3 separate regions of the Homo sapiens genome follow, and all the other regions are linked to region 1. The links are chromatin loops, found by intact Hi-C in ENCODE. Cell type or tissue: gastrocnemius medialis. All regions are shown on one strand. Each heading gives the region's core, and the rest is flanking DNA. Links, peaks and the distances in the headings are about the cores only. Region 1 overlaps CCDC141 (coiled-coil domain containing 141). Region 2 overlaps TTN (titin). Region 3 holds the start of LOC124906166 (small nucleolar RNA U13).

What was found. A loop is a pair of places that touch in the nucleus more often than their neighbours do. Peaks named below come from ENCODE experiments on the same cell type or tissue, not always from the same donor. Only the 100,000 strongest peaks of a DNase experiment are listed, where the experiment ranks them.
Region 2: a loop joins it to region 1, with 9 times the contacts of the local background. A loop is called at or near these places in 100 of 110 quality-filtered maps.
Region 3: a loop joins it to region 1, with 2.6 times the contacts of the local background. A loop is called at or near these places in 20 of 110 quality-filtered maps.

The regions. Positions count from the first base shown.
Region 1 is chr2:178,908,009-178,919,128 of GRCh38, reverse strand. It overlaps CCDC141 (coiled-coil domain containing 141), which reads left to right. Exons shown (of 24, transcript NM_173648.4): 7 at 222-416. It overlaps LOC105373766 (a long non-coding RNA gene), which reads right to left. Exons shown (of 4, transcript XR_001739140.2): 3 at 3,420-3,493. Among named protein-coding and RNA genes, the nearest start is that of TTN, 110 kb to the right of the region's middle. In gastrocnemius medialis, for the core only: CTCF peaks have their summits at 4,482 and 4,681 (motif pointing right); a DNase peak (open chromatin) is centred at 4,668; H3K4me3 peaks cover 172 bases; H3K27ac peaks cover 4,782 bases.
Region 2 is chr2:178,791,101-178,802,220 of GRCh38, reverse strand. TTN (titin) reads left to right here. Exons shown (of 363, transcript NM_001267550.2): 3 at 1-83; 4 at 1,539-1,826; 5 at 2,311-2,396; 6 at 2,490-2,734; 7 at 6,969-7,299; 8 at 7,670-7,822; 9 at 8,680-8,817; 10 at 10,024-10,149. Among named protein-coding and RNA genes, the nearest start is that of TTN, 11 kb to the left of the region's middle. In gastrocnemius medialis, for the core only: a CTCF peak has its summit at 5,973 (motif pointing left); no DNase peak of the experiment used is centred there; H3K4me3 peaks cover 681 bases; H3K27ac peaks cover 7,096 bases.
Region 3 is chr2:179,123,404-179,134,523 of GRCh38, reverse strand. SESTD1 (SEC14 and spectrin domain containing 1) reads left to right here. Exons shown (of 18, transcript NM_178123.5): 10 at 2,098-2,220; 11 at 9,966-10,160; 12 at 10,695-10,809. It overlaps LOC124906166 (small nucleolar RNA U13), which reads left to right and starts at 8,887; the gene lies at 8,887-8,988. In gastrocnemius medialis, for the core only: a CTCF peak has its summit at 4,693 (motif pointing right); no DNase peak of the experiment used is centred there.

The sequences.
Region 1 (11,120 bases), core at 990-8,989:
TCTGGGTTGCAGACTGCCAACTTACTGTATCCTCACATGGTGGAAGGGGCAAGGCAGCCCTCTCAGGCCTCTTTCATAAGGTCACTAATCATCTCCCAAAGCCCTACTTCCTAATATCATCACCTTGGGGGTTAGATTTCAGCAGAGGAATTTCGGGGGGACACAAGCATTCGGTCCATAACAGAGGAGATGTATAAAATAATAAGAATAATCTCTTGCAGGAATGGAATTCTGCTGTTGAGAAGCTGAAGAGTGAGGCACTGAGAATTCTGCTGTCAAAGGACTACGTGGAGAAAGAACACCTCCAGCTCTCTCACCAGAAACTCAGTCAGCTTCAAGAAGAATTTGGTCAACTCATGGTGGAAAGGAATACCTGGTTAAAGAAGGCGAATGAATTTTTTAACAGTGCTAACAAGGTCAGTGTGAGGTCAAGTTGATAATTTTCGGTAATCAGGCAGACCAGTAAAAGACCCATTACTTCAACTGACTGGAGCACATCACAGAAGTCAAAACGCCATGTAAAATTTCAAAACTGATAGCAGCAAAGAGAGCTTTTAACATATATTCCTATTATGGCCATTATTTGATTCTCAAAACTGAAAGACTGTTTTCACATGTAAAAGGTGACTTTAAAAACAACAAACAAACCTCGTGAGGGTTTTTTGTCTTTTTGTTTTGTTTGGTTTGGTTTGGTTCATTGGATGGTTTTTGTTGTTGTTTTGAGAAAGGGCCTGGCTCTGTCACCCTGGCTGGAGTGTAGTGGCGTGATCATAGCTTACTGCAGCCTCGACCTCCTGGACTCAAGTGATTGTCCCACCTCAGCCTCCCACGTAGCTGGAATCATAGGCACATGCCACCATGCTTGACTACTTTTTTTTTTTGGTAGAGACAGGGTCTTGCTATGTTGTGCAGGCTGGCCTCAAACTCCTGGGCTCAAGTGATCCTCCTGCGCTGGCCTCCCAAAATATTGAAATTGTAGGCATGAGCCACCATGCCTAGCCTCATGAGGGTTTTATCTTACAGCTGCCACTGGTCTGTTTCGGGGGGACACTTGTGCCCACATTATAGTGTTTCCCATGGAGGAAGAGAATTATCATAAATGTATCAAGGCTGAAAAATACCTTAAAATTTTTACCGAAGGCCTCCTTTTATTCATCCTCTTTAATTTACCAGGTAAAATACATATGAATATTGCAAGCCTTTTTGCACACAAGCCGTAAGGCTAGAAACAGTGCCTTAGCCTGATTGTTCCACCTTGGTCTTGCCTTTTTAAGTCAGCCAGAGTGAAATCTGGCTGTGGACCATCTCCAGGTCTTGAGTTGGAGGAGTGCTCTGCTTCTCCTCTCTGATTCATTGGACATTGATTGCAGCAGGTGGTTCCTGCTAAGTGGCAATGTTCACCTGTTCACATCACTTGAGTACGGCTCAGTGTAAGAGGCTGGTGATCTTATTTGAAAATTTTTTCTACCTTTTCCAATGTAATATACACCTTCAAACGGTGTTTTTAGAATTGTTTCATACCTTAAATTTCACTGATGTTTTCAAAACGGACAATGTGGCAGGAAATGAATGAGGAAACCCTGGAACCTAGGTACATTGTGATCTAAAAATCACAACATCAACACCCTGAATACAATGTCCTGGTGTATATCAAAATAGTGACTTAATTTTGAACTTCTTTACTAATAAGAAACTTTTTGAAAAAATAAATAGTAAAATTTCAAAACAGAGTTGCTAAATTGTGGTAAAATGTTAAAGAAAGATTTATTGTCAGATTATTTGTCATTTGGGATTTCTTTAAGAGAGGAAACAGATATACCATATTACTGGAGCTATTGAACTAATTAGATGTTAGGTGCTAGTTAAGTTTCTCCTCAGTAATTCTGTTTTTGAATAAGAGACTTTTAAATTTAAACTGCATATTCATTCTTCAAAATGAGTGAGTCATCTACAAGTCAGTTAATATTGTTTCTAAGGAAAACCATTATCAAACATATTGCTATAAAGCAATGCTTCCAGTACAAACCCTATAGTTTACAGCCTTGCAAAATGTAGTTTCTCTCTTTCATTCCCATTCTCTTACTTTTGTTTTCTCTGCTCTCATTATTTTGTACTTTGCTGGGATATTTTTCTGGGTTTTAACAGAGAAGAAATATCTCCTGCAAAAGCCTTTTTTTTAAAAAAAAAAAGAAGAAGAAGAAGAGAGTGGTTACTTTCTCAAACTCATACAGTAATTCAGGTCAGATTGGAGTAGAGAATTTATGTTTCATAATCACAAAGACTTTCGATTTCTAGATTCCCCATTTTATCATTTGAAAGCCATGGCATGCTAACTATACAAATTATAATAAGCTCCACTGGGATTTATCCATACTATAGCAGGTTCTATAGACAAGTGGCACTCAGAATAGTGTTAGAATCCTTTCTCCCTTTTCAAAGCATCAAGGAAATAATTTCTGACTCCAAATCTAAGAACTCAGTGTGAAAGATGATGGATATTTCTACCTCAGCAAAAATAGAAGCTGGAGTTTGGAATGTAGATGTTTAATCATGACTGTTGAAATGAATTTTTTACTATGTTATTAAGTAAAATAACTATATTATTTATACTATATTATTAAGTAAAATAAATGATGAAATTATGTCGTGTAAATCTACTCAAAGAAGAAAACTCTTCTTGTGGCTTATAAATGGTATTTTTCTTTTTTATTTATATTGTAAAACCTCCAAATTTTATAAAAATTTGACCACTTTACCCAATTTTTAGCCTGACACTTATAGCCCTAGTTTAAATAAAGAACTGAAGTTTTAAAATTAATATAATTTCAAAATCCCTTAAAATGTTTTTTCTAGAATAAAATTCTGTTTACACTAGTGAAAAGCTATGTTCAGTTTATATAATGAATTATCTCCGAAACACTGAATTTTCCTCTTGAAAATTCACTTCGTTGTGCCTTGAGTGCACTGGGTTTCCTAATTGTGAACATTCCTGTTCTTAGAGGAAGTCATGCTCTCAAGAACTGTGAGGGGTTTGAGATTTTACCCTACATTCAAGCTAACATGTTAACTTATCACAGTTTCATGGATGATTGCAGAAGACACCTGACCTCTGGCTCAGAGGTGATTGATTATAGCAAAGCAGCAGCCAGAGTGTCAGCATGCCACATCAATTCTCCCAGCCCCAAATCCCCCTGAGTGATGCAGATGGACCCAGATGGATATATGCAACTGCAGCAGGTGGGGTTCAGGAGAGGAACCCTAAGCTTGGGGAATCTGTAGTTTTACAGCAAATAGGAAGCATGCCTGCTCTTTGTCTTGAAGGGCAACATCACCTCAATCCTGAAGGTTGCTAGTTGCAGACCCAACACTGAGAAGTGGCCCAGATATAAAGGGATCAGAGTCTTGTATTCTTGACCTACCAGTGAGATGTGTAGGAGCACCAGAGATCCATGAAGAATTTTCTCTCCCGGCACATGCAAATTGGATGTTAGCACTGCAGGAATAAAAGGTGAAGTCAGCACTTTACAAAAAGGTACTTTCCTTGAAAATCAATTTCATTCTTGAAAAGTGGAATTATTTTTCAGCAAACAACTTCTTGTTCCAAATTCGTTGAAGCTATGTCAATATACTTTTTCAATTTCTATGTCAAATACTAATGTATCAAATTTGTTAGTGTAATGGGCAATATATAAATGAGTGAGTGGGATAGCTTGAATATCTGCTTGGTAAAAAGTGAAATATATGATTTTTTAAATATACTTTTTACTTTTTTGAATTTAGTTAAAATAAAAAGAATAAATATCCAATTTTATCTGCAGAATAGACTTAGTAATTTTCTCATATCATATATATTCCTTTTTTCATCCAGGTTTTATCATATTCCTGGTTAAAATCATTGAGGAGTCCCTCTTCCCCCTTTTCCTTTCATTTTCTTTCTTTCTTTTTTTTTCAGGGGGTGGGGACAGGGTCTCACTGTCACCGAGGCTGAAGTGCAGTGGCATGATCACAGCTCACTGTAGCCCTGACCTCCGGGGCTCAGGTAATCCTCTCACCTCAGCCTCCCAGGCAACTGGGACTCCACCATACCAGGCTAATTTTTTGTATTTTTTGTAGAGATGGGATTTTGCCATGTTGCTCAGGCTTGTCTTGAGCTCCTGGGCTCAAGGGATCCACCCTCCTTGGCCTCCCAAAGTGCTGGGATTATAGGTGTGAGCCACCACACCCCACCTCCTTTCATTTTCATTCATTCCCCTCTCTAACAATTCTAGATAGGGATATTATTATTTACTAGAAATATTTTACAATAATTTATTTTATTATTTAAAGGTGAATTCATGAGAATAATTACCCTTCTCTTTAGATATTCACTTATTTAGTATATATTTATTGAGCCACTGCTATGTGTCAGGCATTGTTCTAAATGCTAGAAAATAAATAGCAGAGAACAAAACTTACAAAATTTGTGAAATTCAGTAAAATATAATTATCACTTAATTGCCCACATTGACAACAGTTCCCCCACTGCCTTTGTCCAGTGGCTCCAGGAGTGCAATTGATTACCTTTAATTCTGCTAGGGTTTGATGATTACCCAAGGTTCAGGAATGTTTCTCACCCAGAGGAAGTGTCTGGCAGCCTGTGGCTTGAGATACGGATGTTTGGACCTGGAGTGAGCAGCAGGTGGCGATGTTGAGACAGCATTAGGAACTTGCTGCTTGCTGTAAACCAACCACTGGATTCAAGTGGAGTGAGCCATATAACTCAAGAATCTGATATACTTCCTGTTCTTTTTAGAGTTTCCTAATGTGTTTGGTGAATGAACCTATTTGTCAAATCGCTTAGCAGAATATACAAGTAAGTGTCAGTTGTCGACATTGACTAATAGTTGATTGGAGAAAAGTTCCTCTAATTATCAGATGTTACTAAGACTTATGAGAACATGGCATGAAATATGAATATAGCACCTATTAGAATAACTCATCTCGATCCTCCAAAATATTCATCCTTCGGGATTATAGATTATCTTATTTATTATACTTCTAGTGTGTTCACAGAAAACAAGCTAAGCTATGGTTGATATTTATTGATCACCCCAAACGTATTTATCATTGTTAAGGGAATGTAGTTTGAATCAGAGATAAATATACAATATGTTTCAAAAACAGAATGAGGTGAGCCTGTATTTACAGGACAGCTGCAATTGAACCCAAAACTGTAAAACATGACTGATTGGTCATAATGTATCGTGTCCTATGCCTTCCATTTCCAGGCACATGATTTCATTGAAGAAAGCAAGCAGAGGAAACTGAGGCCAAATCCATTTTATGAACATGGTCTGATTTTTGGGTGGTCAGCCTGAAAGCAAAGATGAAGCAAAAGTTGGGGTGGCCAAAGAAACACACAAAAAGTAGTTCGAAATGTAACAATTGTCATAGCTTCCGTTGTTTCTGCCATAGCTATTGAAACATTAATGTCCTTTAAGAAGATGATGTTGCTTTTTCAAGATATTTACAGTGATCCATAGTAATGCTTATAGCAACATCATTGTTTCAGATGCAAACAAAATAATTAAGCATGGAATTTGTATACTTTTTTCATTTATATATACGTGATATATATGGGATATTAACATTTTCAAAATAAACACATTTTAGGCCCAGCTGATGAAAAAAAAATAATTAAAATGGTCCAGTTGTTGTATAGATTGAAATTTTAAGAAAACCTGCCCAAGTAGAGTACCTAAAAAAATACTATGCAGAAGGAATTTATTGAGGTAATATAAATGAATTCAAGTAATAGGCTAAATGTTATTAGATATCAAGGAAAATATAATTACTTTCAGTTTCATAATTCCTCAGCAGCCTGTCTTAAATTCCTCTTTTTCAGAACAACTCCCCTTTCTCTTAGAAATAACTAAAGCCACTTATGTTCCCTCCCTCTCTTCTTCCATATTTGCATTCAGCTAGTATGTTGTGTTCCTATTCTTGCCATGCATCAAATGGGTACTTGAGCGAAAGCAATGAAAGATATAATCCCTGCTTTCCAGACCTTCTCAGTCAAGTTTAGATGAGAGGCCAGGGAACAGAGGTGCACTGGGTTGTGGGAAAGCTATGATGGAGAAAGCCCAAAGCATTAGAACACACAGAGCAGAGACCCTTAACCTGGCTCAGGGAAAAAGAGTCAAGGAAGGCTCCCCAGAGGAGGTGATCACTGAGATAAGTTTGAAAGGATGGGGCAAGAAGGGCCGAGGAAGGGCTGGATGGTACAAAGTCATGCCATGTTTGGGGAACCTAAGATAATTCAATTCGCCAGGAATGTAGGGTGTACACCTAAAGTGATGAGAGACAAAGGTGGTAGAAGCAGGTGGGGAGATCAGGAAGCATTTTGAATAGCATGCTAAGGAGTTTCTATTTTATGCTGAACATGTCTTTATATATGCAGAGATATTTAAGAATTGAAAAAGTCATGATGATGCAAACCTCACCACAAGAAACAGATGATGTCTTAATTTACCCTCTTCCTGTACTCCCTATGACAGAGTGATGAGTGTAGTGTTTAGAAACCTTTGATTTTAGAGCTCAGAGGTCAGGCTGTTTAAACCACAGCAAGTATTTGATAAATATGGCTACATTATTAGCATACAATTATTAAAATAGATATATCATAGAAAAATTATAGAAAAAGAAACATCTTTAACATCTTAAGTGTCTCATGAGAGCTCACAACTCAGTTCATATCTAATAGTCTGATAATCAAGACATTCAATTTTATTGTCCTCACTCATGAATACCTTTCACATTTAAGCTGTCAATGGATTTCTAACGTAAGAGTGTATTAATTGGTTTCTCTTCTATGTGCAGTATCAGATTGTTGCATCTCTCTGTTGGCAGTAAGCACATTCTGCTTAGTATTATAGATATTTATTTCTGGGTAGATTTCTTTTGCTAAATTAAAATTTCTTGAGGGTAAGAAACATGTCCTTTTCACTTTGTGTTCACCAGAACACCTAGAACAGTGACTTCTAGTTAGTGGGTGTTCAATAATTATTTGAATGACTAAGAGCAGTGAAATATTATAAACTGTAGAGTTTCAAGGCCAACTACATGAAATTGTTCATAGGAGATTATATTGATCCAAGGTACTTGGGACTTGACCATTTTGAAAGAAGATAATTTAATTACTTTAATATACAAGGAACACAAATTTTAAGCTTCATCTCTGCATCATATCTGAGAAGGCAGGTCTTGCTGTGTAAAGGGCTTGTCATCTACACATAGTGCCTCCTCTGAGACATCTCCAGGCAGCACTAATTGCTTGTTTTGTATCATTTCCATAATATTTCTCTGTATGCCTTAGAGAGAGATTGTGTCCTAATCTTCTTTGTGTGTCACATAGGTTCAAAAAACTTTTGTCGGATGAATGAATAAATGACTGGCCATGTGACAAATCAATTTACATTTTGAGCTTGAGTTTTCTCTTTTATAAAATCAGTCTAATATTCCTCATCTACTTCAGAGAGTCTCATTCAATAATAAAAGTTCTTATAGTTGGTGATAAATTGTACACACTCTTTTTGGGATACAGTTGGAGTGTAAAATAAATGGAATTGTAGGGTATTAAGTGAAAATTAGAAATGTTTGCTAGCATTACACTTTGCCAAAATAACAGTAGATTTTGGAGCCAGAATGCCTGAGTATGAATCTGATCTTGGACATTTATTAGCTCTATGACCTTGGGCAGTCACTTAACTTCCCTGTGCATTGGCTTTTTTAACCTGTAAAATAGAAGTACTATTGGTACCTTACAAGGACATTGTGCTGTCTAAGTAAGTTAATACGTGGCTACAGCACAGAACTGCTAAGCACTCACTAATTGCTAGGCAGTATTTTGTCTTTATATCTCTAATGTGATGTAATGCTTTTGTTCATTTTCACATTCCCAGCACGTAGCTGAGTACATAGTCCATAAATTTCAATGTTTTTTGAATAAGTGTAAAAATAAGTGCTTTACACATTATAAATGGACATTTTCTACATTAATATTCCCAAGATCATCTTAAAGTCATTTAGGTCAACTTAGAGAAAAGAAAACAGAAATTATAAATAGTGACTAGCTGCCTAAAGTGCTATTGAATGGGTCTAGTTGTATTCCTCAGAACAAGAGATGGTCAATGCATAAACTTCCTCCATTCCTTGTTGATAAAATGCTTCAGATACATACCACTTTCAATCCCAAACCTCTTTTATTCCAGTGTTTTCTCAGCTTTCCAGATTATGAGACAAAAGCTTCCATAGGTGCTAATGGCATTTAATACCTCTCATTAATACCATGAATTCACCCTGGAACAAGGAGGGAGCTCTGAGGTCCAGCAGCAACTGCCTTTGACAGGCAAGGAATAAGCTGGAGCTGCAGCAGAGGACAGCAAATATTGGGAGCTTAAAAATCACATCACCCCTATATTCTGGCCTTCAGGGCATTTGAAAGCTTGGGCAGATGTGGGGAGGACCTGAATTAGGAATCAGTTCCCCAGAGTGGGAACCACCAGAAGTTCTCTCAGGTGATGTGTAGGAAAGGAAACTGAAGCTTTTGGTCTTTGTAACAGAACCTAAGGGAAATCTGAATCTCTACAGGTAATGGAATCTGGTGCTCTAATTAGAAGCACTAATTAGACTCAACTCAGCACTTAGCTGAGTTTTGTGTTTTTGATAGTTATAAGCATTCCAACAAAACTCTCTCCAGCCACTAGACTCGTGGAAGGAAATTTTCTAGGTTCTGCTGTTTTCTTTCTGTTGTTGTTCGTGTTTAATGTTGACTCTCTTCAAGTTGATTAGTCAAGAAGCAAACAACATTACTTATTAAACACCTTTGTGAAACAGCATGATAGAATTCTGCTAGATGACTCACGGCTCTTGTTTGAATTCGTCTTGCAGATATTTTTAAAAGAATGAAATGTGCCATGTCCTGATACTATCTCTATTTGATTTGGTGCAGGCTGCCTTGGGTCCTGTACTAAACAAGTGAAAAAGGAAAGGTCTTTATTGGTTTTGTAAAGAACAAACACCAAGCAACTCCTTAGTCTTTACCAAAACAAGACCGAAAAGAGCTGATTCATCTTCTTATCTGCCTAAAAACTGAATAGTACATATAAAATGTTCAAGAAGAGCTAGGAACCAGAGGGATAAAATATTATCCTTGTCCTATATCCTTTTTTCCCAATCCAGTCATAGTAGCTTTATTTGACTTGCACGTATAAGGTTTGAAGAGAGATATATGAAGGAAAAAAGACCAAAGGGAAAACACTGCTTCCAAAGGAGTTTACATGGGGGTCACAGTGTTCTTATTGCCAGAAATAATATGTTCTGTACTGTGTGTGCAACAAAGGGAGTCTTTCCAGGCTGGGTCCGATATATCAGGTTCTTTATGGGTATGGTAAATAGAAAAGCACTCAGTTCTATTTTGAGGGTAGATTAAGTGAGAGCAATGATACTTAGATCATTTCTGGAACTGGCACATGGAACTGGCAAATTCTGCATGGGAATAAGAGAGATGAGCTTTGTGTATAATTCAGACAATCACAGACAGTACAGTCTTCTTGAAAGTAGCTTCCTGTTAAAGTCCAGAAATTTAACTCTTATTTCTATGTCTGCAGATTATTCCTATTACGGGTTGGTTAGGATTGAGGTCAGTATCCAGCCCATCGTACCAATAGGTATTCTACAAATGTATTTGTTGAGCTAATGAAGGAGTAAAATCACTTACCTCCTTTCTACTGCTGTAGTTCTATTAAGTGTGATACACAGAACAATTTATAGTAAATATTTTCCTTACACATTTGAGAAAAAGCTCTGGAAGATAATTTGACTATTTTGATTCTCATTATGGGCTATCTTTGTCCTTGATATATCATTCCCTCCTTCTAGTGAATGCTTAGTCTTTCAATTTATTTCCATTTTATTAGGAAGTAATACTTTTATTATAACATTCAGAAGAGGGTGGAGTGGTATCTCACATGCATTCAATGATGTTGTGGTTTTGGCATCTAATTCCAATAAAGATGAGACCAATGCCTGAGGATTTGAGAGTGGCAGATGTTCAGTGGAGCCACAGAGGAAAGGCCCATGTGGGATGAATGACAGGCACCAGGTGGCCATGCTCTTCTCAGTCACTTTTTAAAGATGGGCTCAATCAATCAGGATTTAGAATAACAGCCAGTATTTTCCAAGTACCTACTATATGTTTGCCATGAAACCCACTTACTTTTATATATTTTTCTTCCTAATTCTCAAAACAACAAACATGACATGTATTAAGGTTATAGTAGCTTTATATTAGAAAATGGGGTTAAATGTGTAGGCAAGAAAAAGCACTTTGGAATTTTCTATTCTTTCTCCATTCACACTGAAAACTTGAGAATTATCTTAAGGAAGAAAGGCAAGAAGGCTGTGACATTTACATAGAGACTTTCATTTTATTTCTTCCTTTAGTGTAGCTCAGGGGTTCTCAATTCTAAATGTGAATATGTGTTACTACATGCACTAATTCACATATATTAAACTTTAAGGGTGATTTAAGGGAGTTGAAGATGATTTTGACTATGCCAGATTTTTGCTTTAGGCATTTGACTTTAAAACTAACCCTCGGCTGGGCGCGGTGGCTCACACCTGTAATCCCAGCACTTTGGGAGGCCGACGCAGGCAGATCACAAGGTCAGGAGTTCGAGACCAGCCTGGCCAACATGATGAAACCCATCTCTACTAAAAATACAAAAATTAGCTGGGTGTGGTGGTGTGTGCCTATAGTCCCAGCTACTCGGGAGGCTGAGGCACGAGAATCACTTGAACCCAGGAGGCGGAGGTTGCAGTGAGCTGAGATGGCGCCACTGCAGTCCAGCCTGGCGGCAGAGCGAGACTCTGTCTCAGAAAACAAAACAAAACAAAAAACCTAACCCTCAGTTAACAACAAACTCCGCTTTATTCAAAATAAGTAATACAAATTTTAAAATGTATTTAAAATGTTCAGAAACAGTGGTTATTGGCAAATGATGTTTCGATGGGTTATGGAAGGATAGGGAAAGTCATTAAATCATCTTCTTTCTTTTTTGTTTCATTGTTTATTTTTTTTT
Region 2 (11,120 bases), core at 1,648-9,647, 120 kb after region 1:
TAAAGCCAACAGTGGACGATATTCCCTGAAAGCCACCAATGGATCTGGACAAGCGACTAGTACTGCTGAGCTTCTCGTGAAAGGTAGGCTGCTGGGGACCTGCCAATCCTCTGCTCCCCCAGAGGACATCTCCAGCAAATTGGGAAAGGAGTCCAGAAAAAGCTATGGGCAGAGGTAGATGCAGCTCTTAAACTACAGAAGGGTCTACTGGAGGCTGAATTATTTATAACCAAGTTGTTTGCCTTTTGGAATTTAATTTTCCTCTAGAGTACATCGTAAAAGTGACTGAGAATCAGTTTCTCAATACACATATTAAACACTCAAAAGTATGTTAAGGAAATATTAAAAATCATGTTTCTCAGCAAGTAGAAAAGCTTGGAGCCTTGTTTATAAGTCCTTTAAGGAATAAGACATATTCTCCAGGGAAGTGTGAATCTCCAGGAATTCACACTTTAACAAGCATCCAGATAATTCTGATGCCGGTAGTCTACAGACCACCCATTTAAGAGGCATGTAAACATACCCAGAAGAAAATAAATGCTTGTTTATTATTCAAATGCATGACACTGTTTCCCCAGAAAACTTATCACCAATCTTAGTGGCCTCTGTTGTTTTTCTCTATCCTTTACTACCTAGTGAGACATTAGTATACAGAATATTGCATGCCTTTACATGTTTTATAACAATATCTTACATGAGCTACGTAAAGTTACATATGCTTATCCAATAAACTTTACCTTCAATGATGTTCAATTATAGGGCTATAATTGACCTAAGCAGAAACCACATCAAGTAACATCAGGTAGAACTTTAGCATGCACCCAGAAAATTCACAAATGGAAAATGCACAGGGTTGGCAGCACCTGCTGTTGTTTATTACTCAAAATCATGTCAAAGTTAATTCCACTCACTCCTCACACTTATAAAAAATTTCCTTCAACATAACCAAAAAAATCCCCTTTCTGTAACACAATTAAAATGAAGTAATGTTATTATTGGGATTAACGTTTTAAATGCAAGTAAATATTTGGGTTATTTGAATACCTATCAAGTTGGAGAAGGTTTAGAATTTTAAAAATTAAATTAAAAATGTAATGATTCTTTAAGTAACAGGTACACCCATCGTAGCAACCACTGGAATTCATTTTAATGCAACTTACTGGAATATGCAACATGGCTTTCACATATTAATAGAGCGCTAGATGTGAGGTAGAGGGGGAAGTACCAGAAAGATTCTCAAGAAATGTTATAACAAAATCTAGAGCTTTTATTTAAAACAAAGAAACAAAAGGTGGTGGCCTAAACTGCTCAGCAAAACAAAGCAAATAAAATAAAATATGGTGGTGAGAAAGCCTTCTGTAATCTCCTGGCTCCCATTCTTGCTGTCATTGCTGGGTGAGCTGGGTTCAAGGACATTCAAGGATGTTTAGATTGGCGAGTCATCACCTGGTTTTGGAATTGGAGCTGTGATTATTTAAAAATACCTTGTAGGGAGCACCCTGGCTCTCACTCTTGACTTTGTTCTCTTGTCCCCGCAGCTGAGACAGCACCACCCAACTTCGTTCAACGACTGCAGAGCATGACCGTGAGACAAGGAAGCCAAGTGAGACTCCAAGTGAGAGTGACTGGAATCCCTACACCTGTGGTGAAGTTCTACCGGGATGGAGCCGAAATCCAGAGCTCCCTTGATTTCCAAATTTCACAAGAAGGCGACCTCTACAGCTTACTGATTGCAGAAGCATACCCTGAGGACTCAGGGACCTATTCAGTAAATGCCACCAATAGCGTTGGAAGAGCTACTTCGACTGCTGAATTACTGGTTCAAGGTACGTGCTGGAGGTTGAGGAACAGAGAGAAGGGGAGAGAGCTGGTTTGTGTCTAAATGGGGCCAAGCGTCCACTTGCCACCTCTCACAGCCCTGGGAAGAATGCTGTGAGCTGATATAAAAGCTGGCTTTTCGACACCCATGAAAAGTCCCTGAGATTCTAGTCAGGAGCGCAGAATAGAAGCAATCTGTGCTTATGAATCTCATTATAAACTGGAAAGGGTTTCAATTAAGTGATCTACATTTCCAAATTATTGGCAAATAATGAAATTTTAAAAAATCATTCTAAGTAAATTTTTATCTTGTAATGAACATTTTCTATTTTTAAACCTAATTTATATTCATGCAAAATCCAAAACTTTCTGCAATTTTCTCCATTGGGATATCCAGAAAATCTTTTTGACTTTGTAGTCAGAATTAACAGAATCTCTTTTAAAATGGGTCATTGTGCCCCCTCCCAAACATTCATCTTTCCCTTCCCACAGGTGAAGAAGAAGTACCTGCTAAAAAGACAAAGACAATTGTTTCGACTGCTCAGATCTCAGAATCAAGACAAACCCGAATTGAAAAGGTATTTTTCTATACTGTTGGTTTTCAAGCCTTTCAGGCTGTTGCGTCCCCAGCTATTCCTCCTCAACGTGGGCTTTGTTTTAATCTTTTACAGAAGATTGAAGCCCACTTTGATGCCAGATCAATTGCAACAGTTGAGATGGTCATAGATGGTGCCGCTGGGCAACAGCTGCCACATAAAACACCTCCCAGGATTCCTCCGAAGCCAAAGTCAAGATCCCCAACACCACCGTCTATTGCTGCCAAAGCACAGCTGGCTCGGCAGCAGTCCCCATCGCCCATAAGACACTCCCCTTCCCCGGTCAGACACGTGCGGGCACCGACCCCATCTCCGGTCAGGTAAAGCTGCCATAGAGAGAGCAGATTATTGCACATTTTGGAACTAGGTTTTGAAACGAGAAAGATTCCCTTGTCCCCCTCGCAGGGCATGCGACGCGGAGAGTGGTTCGCTTCTTCAGTGTCCCGCTGCTCAAACCTCTAGGGGAGCATACAAACGGGCAGGTTGTGGGGCTCCGTGTTCCTCTGGACATCCAGCCGCTTGTGTGTCTGCCTACTAGGGTCTCAGGGGTTTTTATAGGCATAGGGTGTGGGCGTGGCAGGTCAGGGTGATCTTGGGAAATGCAACATTTGGGCGGGAAGGCAGGAGTGTTTGTCCTCACCTAGGTCCATGGGCACAGGCCTCGCTAGGGACCACGCACTTCTCTTCCCAGCACTTCCCTGCCCTCCTCCCGTGTAAGTTTCATGCACTCAAAAATGTAGCAGGTGACAAAGGAGGTAAACCAAGAAGTTACTGAATATGATTTTCACAAATCCTCACTGTCCACAGGTAAATTGAAGACCCTTATAAACTTCTGAATTCTTATTTATATTTCATGTAATAAATATCTACTTTAGGGGCCAAAATATGGCACAGTGAAAGGAGAAGAGCACAGAAGTTAGAGTTCAAAGCCCTAAGGACAAATCAGCCTGATCACTTAACAGTTTGATTTAGGGCAATAAGTATAAATAATAAAATAATTGTTATTATATATGGATCACTTCCTCTATCAGATTGGAACTATACATACATTATCTCATTAAATGTTCACAACCTGTAAGAATTATTATCCTCAATGTTATTGATAGGTAACTGGAATTAAAGAAGTTAAGCAGTTTATTTAAGGTTTCAGTTGTGTCATCTGTAAATTAAAGAGAGTCACAATAAGAATGATCTCAAGCTGCATTTTGGGGCTTCAATGAGATAATTAGTTGAAAGTGCCTTGTAAATAGAAAATAATTATGCCAATATTCTTATATTCAGATGGTAAGTAAAACCTTTTAAATATTTTGCATATGCTTGTGTTATTTTATCTAGAAAATAAAATGGACTTCTATGCTTACTTAATATGGAAGTATTTTAGAAGGTGATCATGTATCATGATCAGGGCTCAGAAATTATATAATCAAGTGTAAATTGTCCACAACAGTTTTGAAAGTTTGGGATTTAGTTTATCATGATGAAACTTTTAATATGATGAAATGAAAAATGTACAAAATTTGAGCAAAGAAGTGTTTATTGATCAATTTAAATGAAATAAAAAACACATGGATGTTCCCTGCCAAGAAAATTTTTTATAAAAGAATAATAAGGAGATAGTTGACCTAAATAATATTCAAACATACTGTAAAGTTACTATAATCAGAACAGTATGGTATTGGTAAATGAATAGAAAAATACACCAGGGGAACAAAACAGAGAGTCCAGAAAGAGATCCAAGTATAATAGATCCAAGTATATAGGGAATTCAAAAAGCAAAGTGGCCTTTCAATTCAGGGGAGGGAGAGGTATTTTAATAAAGAATGCTGGTCCAATTAGCTATCCATCTGGAAGCAAACAAACATAAACCTCTGCCTCTCACTATTTACAGAATAAATTTCAGCTTGATTAAATAGTTAAAAAATGAAAAAAAAAGAGAAGACAATCTGCAAAAGCATTTATGGGTGAAAGCTTTTAAAAAGACAGTTACAGATTCAACTACATAAAAATCAACATGTATGTATGGCAAAAGCAAAAAGTCATTTCTAAACCAAACAGCACTTGTGAAAAAATTTTAAGACCTTTCTCCTCCTCAAGGTACTTCATTGCCTCTGCCATAAAAGTATCACAATAAACATAAAATGGCTACAAGGTAGACAACACCAGCCTAGAAACAGTATATAACATACAAAATTACGTAAGCTTATGCTGGATAAGACCCATAAACAAGCAAAATATTGAAATGGATTAAAAGAAATGGATCTGGGGGAATGTTTGCAACACTTACGACAAATAACCAATAAATGCACTAAATGCATTAAAAATCATCCACAAATTAATTTTTAAAGGAAAAAAATGCAACACAAAAAAAGACAAAAGATACAAAAAAGTATTTAACATAAGAGGCAATGTAAAAGTCCAATAAACATGTGAAAAAAAATGCTAGATGTTTTCCAATTTTTATTGTTTTAGCCACAAAAATGTAAAGATATTGGCAAACACTAACATGAAACCTTGAACAAAAAGCTTACTTTAAAAAACATGTCTAGCAGTCGAATAAAAAAAAATGTTCAGTCTCAGGCTAAATCCAAGTTTGCACACCATGAAATCACAACACAAGCCAAATGCAATTTCTTGAGGAGATAACAACCTAACTATATTTTAAAACCCAAGCCTAAGGGTCATTTAGAATCATGGAGTGTCCCTGATCCCATGGAGCATTTTGACCATCTTAGCAGTTTTGAAAGTTCATTAATAACCATCCAAATTGCCCCAAAATTTTGCTTTCCAATAATTAAGAAATAAAATGCCAATTTGCAGAGAAAATAATGGTTATCAAAGATAGACTGCTTCCTAAATATCTCATAGTTTAATCTTGATTTTTGTTGTAGAGTAAGGCAAACATATTTCATTGAATAAGGTGCATTGTATCTCGCTGTGACCAGGTGATTATTTTTTGTTGTAAGTACAGAAATAAGCACTCTCCTATAATGACCAAAATTACAATGATTTTCACAGTTATGGGCTTACCTGTGTCCTGCTGTTAATCAGTCATGTCATGCTAATCATGTCTTTAACTCTTTTTGAATTAAACCCATTTACTAAGTACAGCAAGAACAAGGCACAGGGTGAAACTTAAAAGCACATGTCTCTTTGCTTTTCTTCAGTTAGTGGAAACCACACATTATTCTAACTTGGTTTTTGTTATATTTCAAAGGCAGTCATGTTCAGAAAAGAGGCTTATTCCCTAGATTTCCCTTTAGTTTGATTACAACTTCATTTACAAAATGTAAATGGATTTTCACACAAAAAAAGCCATTCTTCGAGAAAATAAACATTTCTTCGTGAAACTGGTTAATGTTGTAATGTACTGTTAGGGTACTCTGTAAGTTAGAGAAAATATCAACTGTACCTTGAGCTTAATTAGAATAATCATTTCATGTATGATCAGTGTAAGCTAAATATCCTAGATAGTGACAAGATGCATTTATAAACATTTTCTTATATGCAGAATTAATAAAATGCAATGATAGGGCAATACTGCCACCTAGAGAGGAAAATGTAATAAGCCTTATTAAGAATTAAATCAGTTCTGAAAAAAATTTTACCTTACAATAGTTGGCCAATCCCCAGAATTATTGCTATAGATCAGAAATAGTCTTTTTTGGCCATCAGTGCTGGGATTTAGCACCCAAATTCTTCAACTGATGCTACTTGCACTTTGGATACACCTAAAAAGCAAACAATGAAAACTATTCTGGAAGAAGCAACTTTATCAATTTACCCAAAAATCACAGAATCATTAGTTTTTAAGTTAGTCAATTCCCACAATAACTCTAAAGATATTTAAAATAAGTCCAGAGTGCAATACAAGGGGGGCGAGTGTAAACAAATATGGAGGAAATTAAAAGTAGCTGTCCACAAACACTTCGGCTAAAGCAGCAATTTGCAAAGTGCACTGCACAACCTGTACCCAGCAACATGCTGCAGAAAGCTTCCTGAGGATGTGTCCCCCTGTCCTGGAAATTCACAAGGCATACTGACATAGTAAAGGCTGTGGGAAGTCCTGCAGGGGAAAAAAAAAAATGGCTTAAGCTGCTTAGTCAAGAGTGGCACAAGCATTTTGATTACAGAAACCTTTCTTCTTATAACACCTATTTGACATCCTCTAACCCCCCCAGAATTGGAATACAGAGATGAATTTGGAATACAGAGGTTGCTGGATTTGACATGTCTTTCCTTTGGCTGCATATTAAAGAAGTAGCTTTTTCTGTTGTGATTTTTTTTTTTTTTTAATGTGAGAAGGTGCAAGGCACAAAATCTCCAGCTTATTTGGAATTAAAGCTGATTCTCTTACAGGGTTACAGCAGATAAGAATAGGTTTATTGAGATTTAAAACAAATTACTTCCAAGTACATTATTTACCCTCTGAATGGGTTATGGAGGCACACATTTTAAAACTCTGCCTTAAAGCACTTCCAGCTTTTCATCTCATGATTCACATCCAGTTACCCCTCCTTGCTTTGACATTCTTGACCTCTGCCTTTTGGTTTTCAGGTCCGTGTCTCCAGCAGCAAGAATCTCCACATCCCCCATCAGGTCTGTTAGGTCTCCATTGCTCATGCGTAAGACTCAGGCATCCACCGTGGCCACAGGTCCTGAAGTGCCTCCCCCTTGGAAGCAAGAGGGCTACGTGGCCTCCTCATCTGAGGCTGAGATGAGAGAGACAACGCTGACAACCTCTACTCAGATCAGGACAGAAGAGAGATGGGAAGGGAGATACGGTGTCCAGGAGCAAGTGACCATCAGTGGTGCTGCGGGTGCTGCCGCCAGTGTGTCGGCCAGTGCTAGCTACGCAGCAGAGGCTGTTGCCACTGGTGCTAAAGAGGTACTGTCAGAATGGTTTTGTTTTTCCTTATTTCACATTCTAGTTTCTCCAACTGGATTTCTGCCATGAAACTCAGTCTGTATAAATTGGAGGAAAAATGCATATGAACATAAAAATATAGCAGCAACTGAAGACCAAATTCAGTAGTCATGCTTTGTAAAACCATTTTTAATTAGGACAAAAGCTCCAATCTGTGAAGTTTCCATAATATACAGGTTTTAATGATACAGTCTCTGTATTTCTTGGCAATAATAAATGCTTATGTATGAGTGTATTTTGCTCTAGGTGGCTCAGTTTTCCAGTATGCTTTTTTATTTTCTACTGGGCATGTCATTTAAAAAAGTAATCTACTTGGTCATTTCTAATCTAGGTGAAACAAGATGCTGACAAAAGTGCAGCTGTTGCGACTGTTGTTGCTGCCGTTGATATGGCCAGAGTGAGAGAACCAGTGATCAGCGCTGTAGAGCAGACTGCTCAGAGGACAACCACGACTGCTGTGCACATCCAACCTGCTCAAGAACAGGTACGTGCGAGGCTGCCATGGGGCACCCGCAGAGCCACGTCCTTCAGTGCACATTAACTCAACCACCATCCACTGAGCTTGGCATGCAGCTGTGCTCAATTCATTCTGAAGACAGCCTTGAGCCCAGCAGGGCCCAGACTTTTAGAACTTTCTGAGCAAAAGGTGGTCGGAGATGTCAAAGGTGTTGACAATGTGAGTATCACAAGAGCAGAGTAGGCCAGAAATACCTGGGCTATATGAGCAGGCAAAAGTCAACTATGGTATTCAAGGTAGGAAGGCAAAGAGTGGCCAGAGAAACAGAGACCAGTCAATTCCAGAGCTCAGTCACTGCACACACTGGATGTGGAAACTACTATTTCAGGGAAGGCATTACATTTCTCTAAGTTTCCCCAAAGGACTTTTGTTTTTACTTTTCTCAAAACAAACATGACACTTGATTCATAGCTGGAACAGTGTCATAAATCCAGGATAATGTCCCACCTCGCATTTGAATAGATTTTCTGTTACAGTTTAAAATCATTCCAGCTTTCCTCCTTATCCTCTTGTGTGACATTTATGTCTAAATCCTGACAGATTATTGTAACTTTTTTTTCTTTTCTGAGACAGAGTCTCGCTCTGTCACCCAGGCTAGAGTGCAGTGGCATGACCTCCGCTCACTGCAGCCTCCGCCTCCTGGGTTTAAGTGATTCTTGTGCCTCAGTCTCGTGAGTAGCTGGGATTACAGGTGTGCGCCACCACACCCAGCTAATTTTTGTATTTTTTAGTAGAGGATTTCACCATGTTGGCGAGGCTGGTCTTGAACTAATTTTTATGTAAGATGCATTAAGGTGTTTTCTTCCTTTCTCTATGAAAAGCAGGTAAGAAAGGAAGCGGAGAAGACTGCTGTAACTAAGGTAGTAGTGGCCGCCGATAAAGCCAAGGAACAAGAATTAAAATCAAGAACCAAAGAAGTAATTACCACAAAGCAAGAGCAGATGCACGTAACTCATGAGCAGGTGAAAATGGGTTTGTATTTTAAATTCACTGAGGTTCTTACAGGGGTCAACACAGATAATCACCTTTACCATGAAGAGTGTTGTTCCTTGGGCCACATGGTTGTTAGCATACTAATAAGATCCCCTTGTTGTATGTGTAAATTTCTGGGTACTGGATACCAAAGTTTGGTAGTGTCCCTGAATGCTCCCCTTGTGAGTATGAAAAAGAACTCTGTGAACATACACCAGGAGTAGAAACAGGGGTCTCATCACATTGATCTGGGGATGCACTAAGTATAAGACTATAGGGAGAGGACAGATGGCTAAAACCAGGAGGAAGAAATAGATGCTGAGGCAGGAATGGGGAAAAGTGGAGGAGACACTGAACTCACTTTGCTTTAGAAATCTTAGCAACTGCTTCCTGGCTCCTTCGGAAGACATTTGCACATGAGTTTGAAGTGGAATGGACAGCATGGCTTTAACAAGCCAAATGACCAGAAAAGGTGAAAAGGACAGCCCCATGGTTGGCGGCATTTGGGGACAGATTGGAAAATGCCAGTTAGTAGAGCTCTTGGCCAGTGGAACCAGTTGGCAGTTGGGTGGTTTGAGAAGATGAATTTCAAGTCCCTTTCAGCCTTGAGATCCTGTGTTTCAGTGATGAGATATTTGAGAATGGCAAAGAGGCAAATAGAGAAAACTGTCCCCCTACATACGCATATACCTTAGGTGCCCAGATGGAAACAGCATTCTTCACAGTATTTAGGAAAACTGACAAAACAAAAATATTGTATAAATGCAGATTATAAATTATCCATGCTTGATTTCTCACATGTAAAATAAAAAGATCAGACAAAATTACTTCTAAAGTCTTCCATTCTGATATATATTCTAAGATTACCTTTAGATGACAGAATTAGTACAGAATAATATTGCCATAGATCTATTTGTAAACATTGGAAGTCATTTTAAAGAAGACTACAATTCTGCTGTTCAAAACAAAGTGTTGAATTCAACTTTGTTTTCTCTAAGCAGCCTACATAATTTACAGTTTAAGGAGAGAAAGAGCATGATCTTATTTATGAACATGGGATTATTTATTTTATTTAGTGACATCTGCAGAAAAGGGATTTTACATCTTCAAATTCCTATGTTGTTATATTTAATAAACACCATATTATTTCATTGGGCATCAGGAAATAAAGTTTTTTCTTAAATCATTCTTTGCAGATAAGAAAAGAAACTGAAAAAACATTTGTACCAAAGGTAGTAATTTCCGCAGCTAAAGCCAAAGAACAAGAAACTAGAATTTCTGAAGAAATTACTAAGAAACAGAAACAAGTAACTCAAGAAGCAGTAAGTCTGATTTTCTAAATATTTTGTAGTTTGTTGACAATATCACATTACAGCCAGCTGCAGGTAGCTTATAGTCAAAACCCTTAAATGGAGAAGTCTTTGGTTGTATATTTTTTGTTATTGTTCCTCTATGTCTAGTATTGAAACTCAGGATGGAAATTATGTTCACATTGCACTATTTTCCACTCACTTGATCAGTTTTCAGGAGATTGTCTACAGAACAGTTTAGGGCACATCTATGAACTTTCTAGAACATACATAAATGGATGATAGATATCATGCCAGTCCAGTTACCCACCGGGACAGTTGGTTTCTTCGTGCATAGCCTAAGCCCTCAGTCACTTAGATTGTAATGCACAAACTTTACATGCACACACACATGCACACACACACACACACACACACACATATACACATACATCAGCCATAAACACCCCGAATAAATAGCAAGGGAAAGTGAGGATATGCCAGACATCGGAGAAAGCAAATACTTCCTCAAAAAAAAAAATTCCTTCAATTCACGGTTGATAAACAGTGACCTAGAAGCATTTGCTGCTGTTGTGCCGTAGAGCTGTGTGAGGACAATCTCAGTGTCACTAAAATCCACATCTCTCCCGTATGTGAAATCAAACCTTTAAGTGTCAGGAGAGAGGCATTTATCTTGAATTCTTCCATGTCAAAGAGGGCGCCTGTGCTCATCCTCCTTGAACTCAAGCTCTTTGCTGATCTTAGAGCTACTTTCTTTAAAGGTCCAGTTGAGAACCTTGTACACTTAAAAGGCTGACCAGAGGCTGCTGACTGAATTTCCCTCTCCTTACTGTGAGTGAGACATTTTGAAAGCAGCAAGAACCCTACTTAGGATAATCAAAGGCATAGAAATCCCCATTGCCATTGCAATGCTGGTGACTGGCAAGTTCAGCTGGCCTATGGTTTTCCAGCCACTTGTCAGCAGCCACCCACCGGGTTCCCTA
Region 3 (11,120 bases), core at 1,558-9,557, 210 kb before region 1:
ACAATAGAGAATTGAAGTATTGATAGCAGGTACAATAGTTATTTGAGGCAGTACGTTACTTAGCTCTTAATAAGAGTGGGTTGATTGGTTGCTTGGTTGGACAGATAGAAGAGATGGAGGCAGGCAGGCAACAGGATTGGCCTTCTGAAAAAAGGATTTGCAAAGTCATTGAAAATTATGTTATAATAACAATAGCCAAGTGGAAAAATCATTAAAGTATTATAGTTTAATGCTAAGTGAAAAACGGGATGAAAACTACTTGTTATCTATGAGAATTGGCTATAACACTGAAATCTGGAGTAGCATATGAAAACCCTTACGCAGGTGAAAAATTAATGGAAGGAAATAGAATATGGTTGTCCCTTGGTATTTGTGGTGGATTGGTTCAAGGACGCCCTGCAGACTGTGGATACCAAGATCAAAGATGTTCAAGTCTCATATAAAATGGCATAATATTTGCATATAACCTATGGATACTCTCATATACATTAAATCATCTCTAGATTACTTATAATATCTACTACAATGCAGATGCTATGAAAATAGCTGTTATAGTGTACTGGCTTATTATTTGTATCTTTAAATTGTTGTATTGTTATTTTTTTGTGCTTGATTTTTTTTCCCAAATATATTCAATCTGTGATTGGTTGAATTCAGGCATGAAAATCTGTGGATATCCAAACAGGGCTGAGCGCTTATGTGATTTTTCTTTATGATGTGGTATTTTTATATAATTATAAAAAGATCCATAAACTGTTAGATTTAGAAATATATTTTTTTAACCTGGTAAAAGCAGAAATGTATATCTGCACTGCTCTTTTCTACGTTAAGCCTACCCACTGGGTCTATAATATTATGCTGCAGAGATATCCCCATTCACTTCTTGGGAGCTATCCTGAGTTTAGATTTAGGATATAACCATACATCTATTCTTAAATTCCTTTTTCTAATTTGGCAAAAGGTAAAGCTTGGTAATACCATTTTTTCCACTAAAATTACTCCACAATGTGTTTGTAGTTTCAGAGTGTATATGATTGTGGGTAGAGTGTCAGCACAATCCTCTCCTTCTGCATGAGAACTTGATCTTTGCTTAACCCTTTAGCTCTGTTCCCCTGAAGACCTGATTAAAAATTGGAATGTCAACTACGTTACTAGGCAATATTGCTTATAGTAAACATTATTCCAGATCTGGACTGGGAGAATTATTAATATATGATGGAAGGCATAACTTGGGGTGGGGATCCTTGAGTTTAGTGACTCATAATGGGCATAGTCCTGTGGGGTATCATGTTTTGATGCCAGAGTGTCTCCCATATCTGCCCCATACTGATCTCATCTCCTTATACCTGCTTGAGGGACTCAGCTGAAGAACTCCTGATGCTGTCATCCTGGCAAACTATAGTTCCCACCCTATATCCTTACTAGCAGACTGGTGCCAGTGGGGCCTTTTGTGGGTCTGAATGTTGGTTGATCCTAAGAAGAGTCCAAGAGGGTATTTATTACATTAGCATAATTCTAATTAGTTTTTAATTTTATTTTTGAAGTGATAAAGTGGTATATTAACTTTATAGTAGTTAATTCAGTCAGTTTTTTCAATGCTTGGGAAGAACATTAGACTATGAGTTAGAACATATGGCTGTTAGTCCAGTTTTTCAATAATGGATTATGTTATCTTGGGCAAGTCACTTAATCTGTTTGAAACTCAGTTTTCTTAAATGTTAGTTAAGAACTTTGACTGATATCATTTCTGATGTTTCTTCCAACTCTAAATCTTATGATTCTCTGATTCTCTTTTCGTAAGTTAATTTTTAATCCTCTTTTATAGAAGCATTCCAGATTTCTTTTAGCCTGAAAGATAATCAGATAGCTGAAAGCTTGTGATGCTACAGTGTACATTCTTCCACATTTAAGTTTTGAAAATGTTGTCACATTATAGCTGTGTAGTTCCAAAAGAAACATTTACTGCCTATGTGATAGAATGTAAATAATTTACATTAAAAATAATTGGGGAACTTTGGGAGGGGAAAAATAAGTTAGAATGAAAGTTTGAAAAGTTTCTGATTCTTTAAAAAATGTTATCTCAACTTTTGTTTATAGGTGGTGAACTGGCTAGAAGGGCCTGGATCAGAACAACTAAGAGCCCAGTGGGGCATTGGAGACTCCATTAGGGCCTCCCAGGCCCTACAGCAGAAACACGAAGAGATTGAGAGCCAGCACAGTGTGAGAGGCTTTTTCCTCTGCAAGTTACAATGATATTATGAACGTGGGTAATTAGTAGCATATGTGGTACTGAGTGATAAGTTGCTGCAAACTTTGGTATGGGGCATGAAGTACAGTTTGTTAAGTGCCTAGAGGTCATAAAGTACATTTTGATTACTTAGTACATGTTAATTAGAAGGTTGTTTTTGGTTTTGTCTCTAATGCAGTTTAATTATATTTTTATAGAAGCACAATTTGCATGAAATTTTAAAAGCTACAGTGACAGAAAAAAGAGTGATAATACAAAAATAGAGCTTTCATCTGTAGTCTCTGTGACAGAAACTTCTGTTTTCAAGTCCCCCTCACCCCCACTTTATTGGGAGTATATAGTACAATTAAATGCCTGAGAGTGATAGCAGAATTGCTGCATTAAACACAACTGATGGAGAGTAAGTCCAGAGGGTGCAGAATATTTTTCCATTCTCTGAGCATTTAGGGGTCCCTTTTGTATTTGTGAAAGGGGTAATCAGACAAATCACAGGTATAAAATTGGGAAATAAATAGATTCTTAAGCAGATTATAGATAATAATTGTTAAAGATAATTTAAAATTTAACAACTTGTTATGTGAAAGAAGCTGGTGTTCGTTAATCTCCTGCTCTGTTACAGTTAATTCTTCATTACTGAGAAAGAGATCATCCAGTTTGTGGACGGGGTAGCTCACCCCCCTCTCCCTAAGGTCATATTACTTTGGTAATTTAAAATAGATTAAATACAAAATTGGAAAAATAAAATTTGAATCCATTAATTCCCTTCTCCTTAGGTTGTCTTAAAAAAGGTGGTCAAAATGTTAAACTCTGGACCCAGATGAGCATTAAGTACCGTCGGAACATTAATTTCTGCAACGTTTCTTCTTTCCTCTAATTATGTTGGATAGTATTAGGAAATGTCCATTTTTAACTAAACAAGATTAAAGAATAAGTAATATGGTTTGCTTGGGAATAAATTTGAATGAATGAGTAAATCTCATCTTTACTAGAATTTAACAATATCTGATTCTTATTTTTCTTCTAAATGTATTCCATTTTGCTTAGTTTCCTCATATTGCTTTCTTTGTAATGTTCTGTAAATCAGGTATAGCAATTACTGGTATTGGCAGAAAATCTACTACTATACCCTAAAGCAGTTGTAATCTAGCTGAAGGAATAATAAGAGATATTACAAGATTTGGAATTGTCTAAAGGCACTACATATATATTCCTTGCAATTTTTCTAATTAGTACTTGTAAAAAACTTGAAAATGAAATCTCATAATTGAAAATCGATTTATTTTATGCATTTCACAGGTTCCAACATAATGGTTCTTCCTTTTATACTAAAATAATCATATTACAAACCCTGTTCCTGAGGATATAATCTTTTAATTCTCTTGGTACTTTTAAAATAATGTTTTGATTTTTTTTTTAACATGGATTGTGATTTGTTTGAACCTGGTAGACTGTTCTAGAACATGTTACTATAGTTAGAGTCTACAATTTGTTCCTCTCTTTAGTTCCTAAAAAACTGTATTTACTCTAGAACATTCTAGACTTCACCTAAGGGGATTTAGTTATGAAAGTATTCCAAAAGTTCTTTTTAGGAAGGACACATGGCACATGAGGATTCTAAAGACAGGATTTATCTATATTTTATTATTTTTTTTAAATGCCAAGATAAATAATTACAGTTAGAAATTGGATTGTATACATACTGTACTGTACTCTAAGTTTACAAAAAGACTTCAAAAGCAAATTTCATATTGCGTATAGTATGGATGAAATTGCAGATGATGTACATAGAAATTGCTATGTTCAGATGTTGGTTTTGTATTTTTAATATATTTATAAGGTTTTCAAAATCAGCTTAAAGAAACATCGCTTAAGGGTGGCCCTTCCCATGTGCTTAAGCTTACTTATAATGTGGAACCAATATATAAAACTTTTGAATTGCAAAATACCTTATAGATTATTCTAATATCTTCATCTTACTTTATAGATGAAAAAACTGGGAAGCTACGTTTTTTGATCAGTGAATAGTTGGACTATTGTTAAGACACAGATCTCTTGATACCCAGGGGGGATCCTTTCTCTAGCTGTCTCTTAGAGAAAGCTACTAAATTTTACAGATATGGTTAAGCTACAGTAGTTTTTCATTCTTGTACTTTTAATACTTAGGAATGTACATATACATTGACATCTGCATTTATAGACATGACCTAAAGAAACATTGATGGCTATCAAGAGATTTTATTTCCTTAAATCATGTGTGATATTTGGGTTTTGTTTCAGAATTGGGAGGTAGGAACAGATTGAATGGATGGGAGTGTATGTGAAACAGAATTACCCATGAATTGATCATTATTGAAGCTGGATAGGAAGGAGTTCATTACACTATTCTTCCCACTTTTGACATATTTTTAAAAAGCCAGTTGTGCTGTTTTAGCCAATAGGTGGCACTGCATTGTCACCCTGAGAATAGGTTGGTTGATGCTGGATGAATATTTTAGCTTATGATGTTTAAGATATTCTAATATTTTATTAAAAGCTTTCTTTTCTCTCTGTAACTAAGAGTTAACAGATTAAAGCATTATTGGAATTGTTCAAGTCTTGTGAAAGTATGACTAATTTCTGGCATTGACAGCTGTTAACGGTAGAATTTGAGAAAACTTTTAACATACAATCTTGCATTACCAGCTCAATGTCATATATTAAATTTTATGTCATATATTAAATTTTAGAGTCCATATAAAAGCATAATGCAGAAATAAAGCTAAAAACCCCAAATTTGTTAGGATATTAAGTTTTAATACATAGAAAAATGAAATTTCTGCCAACCTGTAGTTCTAGTTCAAGGATTGGTAATTAGAAGTTAACTTGGTTTTTTAATAGAACACAACAAAAAAAATAAGGTACATGAAAATGGTTATAGTAACTGACAATAAATTTAAAAGCAGTTTAGTTCAAAAATCTAATTTTATGTTTTGGGTTGAAGAAAGTGTGTGGTAGGAAAAGCGTGTGTGATAGGAACATCGAGGAGCATAAATATCTGAAACTACTTCAGAATTTTGTCACTATCCCACCATCTCATAGTGCTGAGTTCTGGTCTACAAAGAAACCACTTTCTCTGGTGCATTATGCAGAACAGGTCTACCTGGCGAATCAAGACTCATTTCTCCTAATGTGTAGTCTGAGTATAATCACCTTTTTAACCCGAGTTGGCACTGTTTCCTTCTGCCTACATATGGATTCACATTTCATGGTATAAAGTATAAATATCCATCATTTCACCAAGTATGCGTCACTGCCAACATGATTGCATTGTCAATCCTGACTGCTTGTGTCCTAAATGTGAACCTTCAAGCCCTTTTCTTACCATCTCAATCCAAATCCCATATATTGGTGTTTTTTTATTTTGCTATAAAATAATCATTTTCTACACAGTTAAATATACATAAGAGACAGACCGGAGAATGGCTGTAAGTGAACAAAATACACCTAAGGTTCTAGGCAGTCTACATTCTACTGGGTTTTTTTTTTTTTCTTTTCTTTTTTTTTTTTTTGAGACAGTGTCTAGCTCTCTCGCCAGCCTGGAGTGCAGTGGTGCTATCTCAGCTCACTGCAACCTCTGCCTCCCAGGTTCAAGCGATTCTCCTGCCTCAGCCTCCAGAGTAGCTGGGATTACAGGCATGCGCCACCACACCCAGCTAATTTTTGTATTTTTAGTAGAGACGGGGCTTCACCCTGTTGGCCAGGATAGTCTCCATCTCCTGACCTCGTGATCTGCCCATCTTGACCTCCCAAAGTGCTGGGATTACAGGCATGAGCCACTGTGCCCGGCCGTACATACCCGTTTTTTAGGAAGAAACATTTGGATGACTTTTTTTAAATACATGCAAATGTATTAGCCAGATTTTTTTGCTCTCCACATCCCAGAGAGACTATTTCTTTATGGCAACCTCAATCGGTAATATCAATGTCTCTAATTTCAGGTGTTAATTTCTTGAGACATACTAGTCCTCACAATGTATTTACATCCCTGGTCAGGTTGCTGGAGCCTATATTTTACAAATTCAAACCAGGAAATAATTAGCTCCACAGTGGTGATTCCTAAACCTTAACAGGCATAAGAGTCATCAGAGATGCTTGTTGAAATATATATTCCAGGGCCAACTCCAGATACTGATTTAGTAAGTCAGGAGTGAAGCTTAGACATTTTTAATAAACACCCCAAGTGGTCTAATGCTGGTAGCTCTGAAAAGTGCTATTCTAGGACTCTAATCCTTCACTGCTTTTCTCAGAATCGTTGCTATTACGTCTTCAAAGAGTTAAGCCTATTTATTTAGAGCATTTAATGATATGTAAGTACTATGAATAAGGTATTGAAATCCTTTTATATTTTAGAGCATGACAGTGATAATTTTCTGAGGTAATATTTTCTACTTTAAAATAGTCTCTGTTAACCATTATAAACTATGTAGTTTAAAAATATTCTATGCTTGTTATTGAGTTAAATCCAAACAATAACTGATAAACAAGGTAAGACAGATATTATCATCACCATTGGATATAGGAGGATTTCTCATCCTCAGCAGACTCTTGAGACTTTGGGCCAGATAAATGTCTGTCGTAAGGGCTGTCCTGCACATGGTAGGGTATTTTGCAGCATCACTGGCTTCTACTTACTGCATGCAGTGGCATCCCCATTCCTCAGTTGTGATAACCCAAAATGTTTCCAGACACTGCCACATGTTCCCTGAGTGACAAAATCACCCTCTGTTACCTACTTAATGTAATGTCAGTAAATCTACAGTGATTAATGTTTTATACCTTCAATCAATGAATGTTAATTGAGCACATACTATGTGTCATGTGTTGTTCTAGGCTTTTGCCATATAATACTGTCTTACTATATGGAATTTACATTCAAGTTGGGGAGCGGAAAGCAATATAGGTATAGATTTTAGGAAAGGCCTCTCTGAGGAGATGACATTTAATCAGAAACCTTGAAATGATGTCGAGAAGTAATCCAAACAAAGGGCAATTCAGATAGAGGACACAGCAGTAGAAACACCCCAGCACAGGAAGATGATTGAGGAACAGCAAGAATGTTGGTGTGGCTAGAGTACAGGGAGCAAAGGAGAGTCACAGAAAATAAAGTTTTAGAGGAAGTCAGGAGCCAAAACATGTAATGTCTTTTAGCCCATGAAAAGAAACTTGAAATTTATTTTAAATGTTATGTGAAGTTATTTGAAACTTTTGGACAGATAATTAATTTATGTTTTAAGCAAATCACCGGCTATTGTGTGGAAAATAGGGAACAGAGACTAGCAATGAAAATGGAAGGCGGGGGGCTGATAGATGGAGGCATTAGAAGTAATGAGAATTGATAGAAGTTGATGAGGTTGAGCCAGCAAGACTTGCTGATGAAAGAATCAGGCTTTTGGCCTTAGCAGCTACTAAGGCAGGGAGGACTGCGAGAGGAACAGGTTGGGAGGATAGTGAATCAGTGTCTTTGGTGGCAGGTTAGATTTTAGATATCTAGTAGTCATCCAGATGAAGGTGGCTAGTGGGCAGTTGGGTATCAGTATCTGGGGTTCATGGGAGGGGTCAGTGTTGATGATTAATTTGGTAATTCTTAGCCTATAGATGTATTTAGAGCCTATATTAACTTGGTAGTTCTTAGCCTATAGATATATTTAAAGCCTATATTAATTTGGTAATTCTTAGCCTATAGATCTATTTAAAGGCATGGGACTAGGTGAAGTCATCCAAACCCAGTGAGAAGAAAAGAGAGCCTCTGGAAAACTGAGCCTTGGGTCAACCTAAACTTTAAGTGCAAAAAGAGGGAGGAGAGCCAGCAAAGAAGGCTAAAAGGAGCTGTTGTGTCTCAGAAAACAAGAGAAAAGGCCATTTGAAGGAGGAGGAAGTGCTTACTTGTGCCAAATGCAGCTGTTTGTTGAGAGGTTCAATAAAATAAAGACTGAGAATTGACCATTGGATTTGTGGCAAGATGGAATTTTTTGGTGAATTTGACAATTGGTTTCAGAAGGGTGGGAAAACAAAATCCTGATTGGAATGGATTAAAAAAAGAATGAAAAATGAGAAAAGAGTAAATACAGAGAACTCCTTTAAGAAAAAAATTTTTTTTAACTGAGGTTTAATTTCAGCGTAGTAAAATGCACAAATCTTAAATGTGTATTTTATTGTTTAATAAATTACAGCTTATTTATATGCTGGTGGAAATAATCCAGTTGAGACAGAAGAACTGATGGGAGACAGAGAAGATAACTGTGAGAGCAAAGCTTTGTGTAGGCAACAGAGATAGGCTGTAATGCACAAGTGGAGTGGTTGGCCTTAGAAGAAGAGACAGGCGGCTGATTATTACAGCTCTGAGGGCAGAGCATAGGGCTGTAGAAGAACGGAGGGTTGGGGATTTGTTGGTGGGAAGATGAAAGAGTTTTCCGATTACTTCCCAGTGAATTAAGATCTTTGGCTGAGAATGAAGAAGTGAAAAGGGAATTGGAGACTGATAGTGAAAAAAACATAAATGATCATGAGAATGAGAAAGTGAATTTACTAGAGAAACATAAAAGGATTGCCAAAGACTCATTTGAGATTATTTAGTCATAACTTTAAAAAGAGATCTGTCAATCCTTTTGTAGTTTATAAGCATGATGATGGGTGCTCACACTCATCTGAGATGTGTCTCCCTCTAAGCCTTGTAACAACATCAGCACGTTACCCTTCTGATGTGAGGGAAAAGAGAGAGAGCGCTATCCACCTAGTTGTTTTTAGTCTACCCATGTTCGGCTACTCTGGTACAGGCACACATTAGGCAGAGAAAACAGATCTCAGGTTTCAACAGGTCATTCTGATGGAAGGAAAGAAAGCCAGGCAGGGGCATGGGTTATATGCTGGGAGGTGGTTATAGCCTTTGATCAAGGATGGAAGTGAGGACAGAGGTTCTCATGTGCTGGATGGTAGAGAGGTCAGTAGATTGGTGGATTCCATGGGATTGTAGGTGTGAGCCTACAAACAGAGGTGAATGGGAGAGTCAATAGGTGGTCAGAAAATGGGTTTCATGAAACAGATTTTTGGAGCTACATAGTAGTATATGATGACACGTTTTTATGGCCAGTGGAAGAGGTAGCTGAGTTGAGGTGAGGACAAGTTAGTTGGAGGTGAGGGAGGGAGTCAAGGAACTGGAGGTTCAGGATGGTGGTGGGTGCCTATGTAGTGGAAGTCACTAAGAAGGCTGATGCTGAGAGGAAGGCAGTGTGACCTTTGCTAAACCCTTCTGTGGATGAGGTGATACCACACAGAAAGCTGAAAAGATGTAATCTAACAGCATGCACTTCAAAGGGGATACGGTTTTTTGAAAGAAGAGGGAAAATAAATGGTCTGCAAGTAGTGAGGAACGAGGCACCCAAACCCACCTTCAGGCTTGCAGTATGTCAGACATGGAAACAGTAATCAGTTGAGAAGGCTGCAGGGGTGACTGAGGGCGGACAGGTTTCACTTAGAGCAAGGAAGAGAAGAGAACATTTAGAGGTCAGGGATTGAGTTCCAGGGATCACAGGATTAGGAACTTTCCACCCTCAATTTTAATAATTTTGCCTTAGAAAAAAAAAATCATGTATTACTTAGTTTATCTGGAGAAATTATAAAATGTAATCTCTTCCAGGAACTAATTTGAGCCTTAGTTTACTTTGTAACATCTTGATTACAGGAATGGTTTGCAGTGTATGTGGAACTTAATCAGCAAATTGCAGCACTCTTGAATGCTGGCGATGAGGAAGATCTTGTGGAACTAAAGTCACTGCAGCAACAACTTAGTGATGTTTGTTATCGACAGGCCAGTCAGCTGGAATTTAGGCAAAATCTCTTACAAGCAGCTCTTGAATTTCATGGTGTTGCCCAAGATGTAAGTGTCTATTCTGATTCTTTTCTTTTCTTCAAATTATCTGAACACTTACCTACACGTAATTTTTTTCAGGTTTGCATGCCTCCTAAATTATTTTTCTGAACCAATAAAATGAATTACTGGTGGGGGTAATGAGATAAAATTCTTTGATTTTTTTTAAAAACAAGTATTTTTTAAGTCATTCTGCATGCAATTCAACCTTTTATTGTCTAACTAGAGTGTTCCAATCTAGTAGAATATTTTATTTTGACTCCTTCTCAATGTTTATGCTTTATAACTTAGATGGAAATGGAAGTCTCAATACTTTTTTGCATTCTGCTGACCTGAATGTACTTCTTTGTCTTCCTGGTGCATGCATCTGTGTGTTCTGTCTTCCAGATAATGCATATTCTAATGATTCGTCCTTGTCTTGTAACAGTGTAGTCTTTTCAAGTGTAATTGTGATAACCTCATTAGATATAAACCTCATTAATCATTAAACACTTTAGATGCTGATTACATCAGGGTTATCTCTTTGGTGTCCCTCTGCTTTAGTTGTCTCAGCAGTTGGATGGCTTATTAGGGATGTTGTGCGTAGATGTAGCACCAGCTGATGGAGCATCGATTCAGCAAACTTTAAAACTGCTTGAAGAGAAGCTGAAAAGTGTTGGTAAGCAGATTTTAAAAATGCTGAAACATAAGGTTTTTTTTTTTTTAAATATCATTACCATGGTTAGACAATTAAGTCAACTTACACTGAACTAATTAGTATTATTTTCAGGAAACAGAAAAATAGTATAAAAAGATTTTATTCCCTTGAGGGGTTATAATTTATGCTGAAAATTTTATTTTTCATCGTTAGTTAGTCACTCCTCCCTTCACTGGGCCTTTACCCTTGCCTGTTTACCCAGCTATATCTACAGGTGCTGTGTCTTGCATATACTATGAACAATTATTTGTAGTGCATGCATGAACTGTAAT